Regions from separate parts of the Homo sapiens genome. Here region 2 is linked to region 1. The links are chromatin contacts, found by Hi-C in ENCODE. All regions are on one chromosome and are shown on one strand. Each heading gives the region's core, a stretch centred on a gene start or an enhancer-like site at or near the end of the contact. The rest is flanking DNA. Distances are from core to core; before and after follow the strand shown. Region 1 overlaps IFT122 (intraflagellar transport 122). Region 2 overlaps IFT122 (intraflagellar transport 122).

Region 1 (4,163 bases), core at 637-3,136:
GTGTGCCCTTTTGTGGATGCCCCATCACTCGACACTTCCTCTATTACTGGACACGTTTCTTAGCCTGTTCCCACACTATCCCTTACCTTACCTTGCATTTTCTAGGATGTATATCAGAGAGGAAGCCCTTACCTTAGCCACAGTCTTCACTCCCAAATCCTGGCTGTCTAGTCATTCTTCTCTTCAGTTGAGATTGCCTGTAGGGAAAACATGGGCAGGCCAGAGTGGGGAAAGCTGGGGTAGCCAGGATATCTCAGTTTGGCAGTAGAGATCTAGCTTGAGACTTTCCAAACTGTTTTACATAGTACCTGAGTTTCCTTGGAAGAATCCCACCCTGAGGTCATGGGGGCTGGGAAGTGGGGACCAGTAAAGGAGGAAGGTATGGCTTTGGGTCCCCATCTCAGTGCCTTTGATTGTTTCAACATGAGTTTTTGTTTCATAAAGAATCCTACTGCCCCAGGAGGTAAAAGGGGGTTGAAAATCACTGATCCATCTCACAGGGACTGAGCCCAGCCCAGAGCCATATGTGGCCTCCCCAAGAGGGCTCACTGGTGGGCTGGGCTCCTGGATTGTGTTTGGACTTTGGACATCAGTGCCAGTCACACAAAGGTCATCTGCAGGCTCCCTCATTAACATCCCTCTCGGTCTTTGTCTCTTTTCCCTTAGTTTTGGGTTAGTGCCTATGACATTTGCCACTCTTGGCTGGGTTTTACAAACAAGGCTTTACCTTGCCTGCCTACATATCCAGTGGTGCTACCAGGTTACCACAAGACACTGGGATCAGAAAAGCTGGAATTAATAAACAAAGAGGCAACATTAGGTGGATTAAGACCCAGCCTCAAGGGCTAGGAATGCTTTTCTTTTTTTTTTTTGTGACAGAGTCTGGCTCTGTCACCTGGGCTGGAGTGCAGTGGCACGATCTCGGCTCACTGCAACTTCCGCCTCCCGGGTTCTAAGCGATTCTTGTGCCTCAGCCTCTGGAATAGCTGGGATTACAGACACGCGACACCACGCCGAACTAATTTTGCATTTTCAGTAAAGATAGGGTTTCCCCATGTTGGCCAGGCTGGTCTAGAACTCCTGACCTCAGGTGATCCACCTGCCTCAACCTCCCAAAGTGCTGGAATTACAAGCGTGAGCCATCACGGGCTGCCGCTTTTCTCTTGAACTAGATTCCCAGGTAGCTTGCTCTCCAGCCTCAGGCAAGGGAGTTTCTCCTGTGTGCTGGTCCTACAGTCCCAGCCCCACAGCACTGATCCCCATAGGTTCTCAGTTTCAAAGACAGTTGTTTGTTTTCAGAGCCCATTGCTCTTTTTTGAAAATTAGATTCAGTCAGAAACCATTTCACCTGTGCAAGGACCCCCGCCTGCAGGAGAACCTATTTTTAGGTGTTAATTTTCTTTCTTCAGGAAGAGCAAGCAAGTTTCCCTTCTATTAAAAAATGTCTTTGTGCTGCAAGAGATGTTTCTCTGCCATCTCCCCACATTTTCTAGTATGTAAGAGAAAAGCAGTCTCAATATTGCAGCCTTGCCTATCTTAGTGTTGCTCCCCAGTAAGCTCTGAAATGAGAGGTTTATCTTCTTCAGCTGCAGCAGTGTCCCCAGCACCATAAGGTCATAGCAGGGGACTCAGTGAAACAGCAGATCCCAGGAAGGCTGAACCTCAACTCTGCTTCATCCCGTAAGACTGATTGATGGGTTGGGCCAAATTATAACTTTTGGCTTCAGTAAAGCTGTACAACATTTGGCAACCTGAGGCCAGGACTTCCTTGTTCCTGTTGTTTAAGCCCTTAGAGCTATACTCATCAGCAGGCTGTGGCCCTTCATAACCTCTTTTATCTTCTGTTGATTAGAGAGGAACGTAATGACATCCTGGCTGTGGCTGACTGGGGACAGAAAGTTTCCTTCTACCAGCTGAGTGGAAAACAGGTATGTAGCCCTGTACAAATCCAATTGCAGTCATGCCTGTTATATTTTCATTTTCTGAGATTCTGTTACTATTAATTATACATTATCATTGTTAGTTCCTGCTTATTGAGCATTTGCTGTGGTACCAGATACTGTGCTCACTGCTTTGCATACTTTATCCTATTTTATTCTTATAAAACCCAATGAAGTGGGTACTACTTTCCTTATCAACTTTTTAGAAATGAGTAAACCAGAACTCAGAGCAGTGAAATTATATGCCCAAGATCTCACACAGCTAGTAAATGGTGGAGCCTAGGAGTTAAACCCAGGTTGGTTTGACTTTAAAATCTAGCTCTTAATTTTGACCTTACTTTCCTCTATTCGCTTTCTTTCATTCAACCAGTATTTATGAGTACCCACTCAGGAAAGCCCTTTCATAAAGGAGCTGCTGACATAGAGCTGGGAAAGTGATAGCCTCTACCTGCAAGAGCTCACAGGCTGGCGGAGACACACTTGATAGCAAAGAGCCCCTGTGTGGTGTGGTATGTGACACAATAGAAAGCTGTACAGATAGACAGCTTTTTGGGACACAAAAGAGGGTAACATCACTACTTGGTAGAGATGGGAGGTCTTGTTAGAGGTTATCTTTGAGCAGGCCATCTTTGAGTTAGGCTAAGGACATTGGGAATGGTGTTTCAGGCAGAAAAAAAAATAGCATGTATCAAGGCAGGAAGGAATGAAAATATATGACAGTTCAGAGAATGGTGAGTTGTACAGGGTGACTGCATCTCAGAGTTTGTGACCTGAAAACAGAGCTGAAGAGGAACATGGGGGTATGATTTTTTATTTATTTATTTATTTATTTATTTATTTTTAATTTTTTTCGAGATGGAGTCTCACTCTGTGGCCCAGGCTGGAGTGCAGTGGCTCAGTCTTGGCTCACTGCAAGCTCCGCCTCCTGGGTTCACGCCATTCTCCTACCTCAGCCTCCTGAGTAGCTGGGACTACAGGCGCCCACCACCACGCCTGGCTAATATTTTTTGTATTTTTAGTAGAGACGGGGTTTCACTGTGTTAGCCAGGATGGTCTCAATCTCCTGACCTCGTGATCCGCCCGCCTCAGCCTCCCAAAGTGCTGGGATTACAGGCATGAGCCACCACGCCCGGCCTATGATTTTTTGTTTGTTTGTTTTGAGACAGAGTCTCACTCTGTCGCCTAGGCTGGAGTGTAATGGCTCAATCTCGGTTCACTGCGACCTCTGCCTCACGGGTTCAAGAGATTCTCCTGCCTCAGCCTCCTGGGTAGCTGGGATTACAGGCATGTGCCACCATGTCCGGCTAATTTTGTATTTTTAGTAGAGACGGGGTTTCTCCATGTTGGTCAGGCTGGTCTCAAGCTCCTGACCTCAGGTGATCCACCTGCCTCAGTCTCCCAAAGTGCTGGGATTACAGGCATGAGCTGCCACCACGCCTGGCTGGAGATGTGATTATAAAGGACCTGAGTAGTGTGAATAAGAAGTTTGAACATCATATACTGTAAGTATTCAGGAGCCATAGGTGGCAGGAAGTGGCATCACAGATTCTTGCTTCAGAAGAATAACTTGTTTCCATGGAGGGTGGATTAAAATATAGAGAGCATGGTAGTAGGATGACTTATTAGTAGGCAGGAAATGCCAAGGATTAGAGTAAAGGTGCTGGGTACAGATTTCACACCACAGCCAAGCAAGTGAGAAATGCAACCTGTGCAGTGAAGCCTTTAATTGCGTAGCATCCTTATTCCTCAAAACATGTCATGTAAGAGGGAAGAGTTTTAGATGTGTGTAGCCCAGCTTTTGGGCCATTTCTTCTACCCCTGCCTTACCATTGGTCATTTCTTTTGTATTCGAGTAAAGAAAAGATAAAGGGAGCAGATAATGAAGTATTTTCTCAGTTTCCCATGGCTGATTTCCTAAAACTCTCATTTTAATTAACTATCATCTAGTTTCCCTGGCCCTCTCTATTCATCTGCTTAATGTGTGTACATCATCATTCAACAGATACTTATTGGCACACCTACTGTGTACGAGGCACTGGATGTGGGTACTGAAGACTCTTGGGAACAAATAACCACACTGCAGTGGGAGGGAATGGGGTCTTGTTGCTATGGCCACAGAAGAAAAGAGCTCAACATGGCCGAGGGCCACAGGAAATATCTTGCATGTATGCAGCCCCAGAGCTCATGTTGTGGCCCAAAGTTTCTGCACGATGAGCAACCTTA
Region 2 (4,163 bases), core at 463-2,962, 34 kb after region 1:
GATGGATGTCCTACCACCCCATCTTTTTCTTGTCCGATAGTAATTTTTTTAAAGACAGAGGCACAGATTTTGTTCCCCACATTATTCTTTAAATGAAGGGGTTCATATAGAAGAGAGCCAGGCAGATTTAGGGTGCTCTGTTCTCTCTTCTGGTTTTTCTTGTCACTTTCATTTGTAAGTGCTATAGTATCAGGTTACCCTGAGGGTACTTGAGTAATTCAAGAAACACATTAAGCATGTTCTGCTTGCTTTCCAGATGTGGCTATAAAAGGTGTCTTTCCTCCAGGGACGTTGGGTGTGATGGGTGGGAAGGTTTCTAAGGCTGTAAGGGCTGTCTATGCCACCTTTCCCTAAAAACGTGTCCTTTTTCTGCTGAGCAGTGTTATTTTTAGATGCCATTATTATTCTAAGTGTAGACTGACAGGCCTCCGTGCCTTGCCTGTCTCCAGACAGGGATTCGTTACAGCTGCTTCTCCTTCCTTTCTCACCAAGACTAGCCTGGGTAGAACCCTTTCTCCTGGGAGAGTTAGTTTGACTCCAAATTCCAGCCTGACCAGAGAGAACAAGCGCATTCTATCCAGGCCTCATGTCCCCATGAGTGATGGGAGGGCTGCTCACCATGGGGAAGCAGTGGTGAGCCAGTGGGTCCCTGCAGCTCCTCCCTCTTTGGTCAGCACGTTGGCCAGGAGGACAGGGAAGACTTCCTGCAGGCCTTTGTCCAGAGCTCAGAGCAGGCCCCACACTCACCTCTTCCTTTAGAGGGCAGTCATTGAGGTATTCTTATGCCTTGGCATCCACTTTTCCGTGAGAATTCCTGCACCCGTGGTGGAAAGAGTGCTGGGCCCAGTCTTGGGCTGGGTGCTTCACCTTCCCCACAGACTTTATTCTTCTCATCTGAGAGATGGAAATAATCATGCCCACCTCTTAGGGTGGTGAAGATTCTGATTTCACGCATGGGAAAGCTCATGGCGTCATCTGGGTACCTGGTAGGGGATTAGGAGATAATTGTTTCTATACCCTGCTGGATAGCTCAGTGACTTCCGAGAAAGACACACAAGGTGGCTGACAGGATCCTGTAAAGGCCACCTCTCCCAGATCCTGGTGATGTTTCTGGAGTGTGTATTCATGCATTTAATAACTACCCACTGAGCAACTCCCATGGGCCATGGCATAGTATCAACACTGGGGACCACAGAATGAATGGACATACGGCTTGCCGTTGACAAGACCCAGAGCCCACCCTCCTACCTGCCCCTTCCCTCTCCAGGTTGATCGACATCGCCCGCAAACTGGACAAGGCTGAGCGCGAGCCCCTGCTGCTGTGCGCTACCTACCTCAAGAAGCTGGACAGCCCTGGCTATGCTGCTGAGACCTACCTGAAGATGGGTGACCTCAAGTCCCTGGTGCAGCTGCACGTGGAGACCCAGCGCTGGGATGAGGTGAGGGGAAAGCAGGCCTCATGGGCTGGGGCCCCACCTGAGCCCTGGGACACAGGCGGGTGGGTACAGGGGCCCTTTGGGGTTCAGATGGAGAGAAGCTGCCCTCGTGATGGAAGGAACATTGGGCTGGCAGTCAGGTAACTTAACCTCGAATTCTCTGAGCCACAGAATCGTGGAGGGCCTTTCCACTTGTCCCTTCATTCAGTCATTGAGAAAATCGTTACTGACAGCCAGCTCTGCCAGGGTGGTGACAGGCACCGGGGATGTTAGTGTGAACACGACAGCTCCAGTGCCTGCTGTTGGGCTGAGCTGCCTCTGACCAGCACCACAGGCTCAGACACATGGCTGATGTGGAGATGCACCTGCGTGACATTTAAAACCTGCTGGGTAGCATTTTGGCAGAAAGCACCATCTGTGCTTTCCAGATCCAGACTGTGAGAGCCATTTCAGGGGCCAGTTTTTTCCCTCCCTTCTCTGCCCCCACCCCACAACCACTACTTCTCTCTGGTGTCAGGGGCTGTAAAGAATTAGCCAGGTCAGCGAGAAAGGTGGCCAGCCTCAGGCTGGCAGAAGCAGCTGATGCTGCCCCTTCTATGGCTCAACCCCCACCCTCCAGCTCACTGGCTCCCTGTTCCCTGCAGAGAAATCCATCCCCGAGAGGATTAGGAGCTGTGCCAAGATCCTCCCCCGACTCACCCACCCACCCATCATGGTCCATTTTAGAGTGAAAGCAAAGCCTTCACTGAGAGGAGCCGTCTGACTGTTGTCTGCTCTCTGAACAGCTCCATTGGTGAGGTGATGAGGTCAGTCATGAGAAAAGGTGGGGCTAGGGACAGAGGCAATGGTGGCTTCTCAAGAGAAATTTATTAGATTTCCCAAGCAGCATAGATTAGAGCATCTTAGAATGACTCAGACCTCGCTGTGCATCAGGCAGACTTTCTCACCATGGCTCATGTCCGGTTCTCCTGGCCTGACAGGTGGTTCTGGGGCTTAGGTGAGAAGCAGTCAGTGGGTCCATACAGCACGAAGCCCACAGTCATCTTTGACAACTGATAAGAAGTGGTGATGATGATAATGTCAATTCTGTTTCCTTAGGTGTCGCCCGCAATTAAAAGAAATCTGTTTGCAGCACTACAGGAGCCCACGCAAACCCTCAAAATAAAATGTTTCCGATTCTGTGCCGCTTCTGTGGTCCAGAAACAGACTGTGTTGTTACTGAATCCAGTCGCTTGCATATTGCTGTTAATTGCCTTTTGTTTTCGAAGAGCTGATTTGTTTTTGCATTTCTGTGGGTAGTTTTTTGGGGGAGGCACTCTCCCCCTCTGAGTTGTCAGGCTGGCAAAATATGATGTCCCTAATGGATTCAGCCAAGTACAGTGTTTTCATGGGGGCTGCAGGGGCAGCTTTATTAAGACTTCATTTGCTCCTTCCCCCAGGCCTTTGCTTTGGGTGAGAAGCATCCTGAGTTTAAGGATGACATCTACATGCCGTATGCTCAGTGGCTAGCAGAGAACGATCGCTTTGAGGAAGCCCAGAAAGGTAGGCAACACAGACTGTCACCTTCTAGAAGGAGCAGGAGAAGTTACTGCCAAGACATACATTTCAGGAAGGCTACCAAGCCCTTCCCATCTGTAGATCCCAAGATAGATGACTTCATCCTGGGGATGTGATTGTTTGGTGGTGAAAGACTGTGGAGCATGGAAAGACCATTGGCCTTGGAGTCACACCCTCCTGGGCCACACTCACTTGCCACAGGCCCTTAAGAGGTGCTGCCTCCTCTCCAAGCCTCTGTGGTTACTGAGCAAAGTGCTGTGCACTGCAGTGTATCTTCCCGTTTAATCCTCGCAACAGCCCTATGGTATAGCTACCATCATTATGATTCCCATTTTGCAGATGAGAAAACTGAAGGGTAAAGAGGTGAAGAAATTTGCCTGAAGTTTCATAGCTAGGAAGTGGCAGGGAGGTAATGTGAGCCAGGGTACCATGAGGACAATAAGGGAGGATTGCCACACAGTGTGAGGCATGGTCTCTACTGAGAATAGAAACTCAGCTTCTATTTCTGGCTCAGATAAACGGGTGACTTCTGCTCCTCAAGAATTCTGTTGGTAAAATGGGCTGCACACAGCGTACAACAGCATCTGAAATAGGAGTTAAAGCAAGTATAGAACTTTCGCTGATGTTATTAATCATATTTTTTAAAGTTGACTTCCCTCTCTGTGTCAGGCCCTGGCTGAGCACTTAACCTATGTAACCTTGAATCTTGCCAACAGCTGTGCAAGGACGAAGAGGCTAAATGTGCCATGCCAAGTCACAAATCTAGTCAGCAGCAGAGCCAGAATTGGACCAGTACCTCTCTGACTGGGGAACCTGATTTTTCTGTTTTGCTGCCTATTTAGCCTTCTAATGGAAGTTGGGTGTTTGATGTTCCATAGCATCTGATTTACGCTTCTATATGGTAACCGTTGCCCTCTCTGGACACATTGCAGAACAAATGTCTCCCTGTTGGAGCCCCTCAACCGAAAGCCCTCATTGAAGGTTAGCGCATTCTCTGCTGCTTCAGCATTTCCAGAGCACCCAGTTGCTGAAGTATCTGCATGTTTGGGCAAAACACATCAACCTATCCATCTGTCTGTGTCTGCCCTTCCAAGAATCCATCACCATAGTAACTTGGTACTCAGACAAGAGGTTGTAGATGAGAACGGAACAAAGGCCAGACCTTCTCCT

What was found. A loop is a pair of places that touch in the nucleus more often than their neighbours do. Pooled maps may share reads with other maps.
Region 2: a loop to region 1 is called in a map of cardiac septum, with 10 times the contacts of the local background. The contact joins two enhancer-like sites. A Hi-C loop is called at or near these places in 3 of 168 maps with a recorded cell type or tissue (cardiac septum, heart left ventricle and left cardiac atrium) and 3 of 50 pooled maps.

The regions. Positions count from the first base shown.
Region 1 is chr3:129,467,490-129,471,652 of GRCh38, forward strand. It overlaps IFT122 (intraflagellar transport 122), which reads left to right. Exons shown (of 30, transcript NM_052989.3): 9 at 1,853-1,928. Among named protein-coding and RNA genes, the nearest start is that of IFT122, 29 kb to the left of the region's middle. Within about 2 kb of position 1,887, at least 2 of the 41 ENCODE cell types and tissues checked have a DNase peak (open chromatin) inside an H3K27ac peak, as active enhancers do.
Region 2 is chr3:129,501,444-129,505,606 of GRCh38, forward strand. It overlaps IFT122 (intraflagellar transport 122), which reads left to right. Exons shown (of 30, transcript NM_052989.3): 20 at 1,268-1,439; 21 at 2,876-2,978. Among named protein-coding and RNA genes, the nearest start is that of RHO, 25 kb to the right of the region's middle. Within about 2 kb of position 1,713, at least 2 of the 41 ENCODE cell types and tissues checked have a DNase peak (open chromatin) inside an H3K27ac peak, as active enhancers do.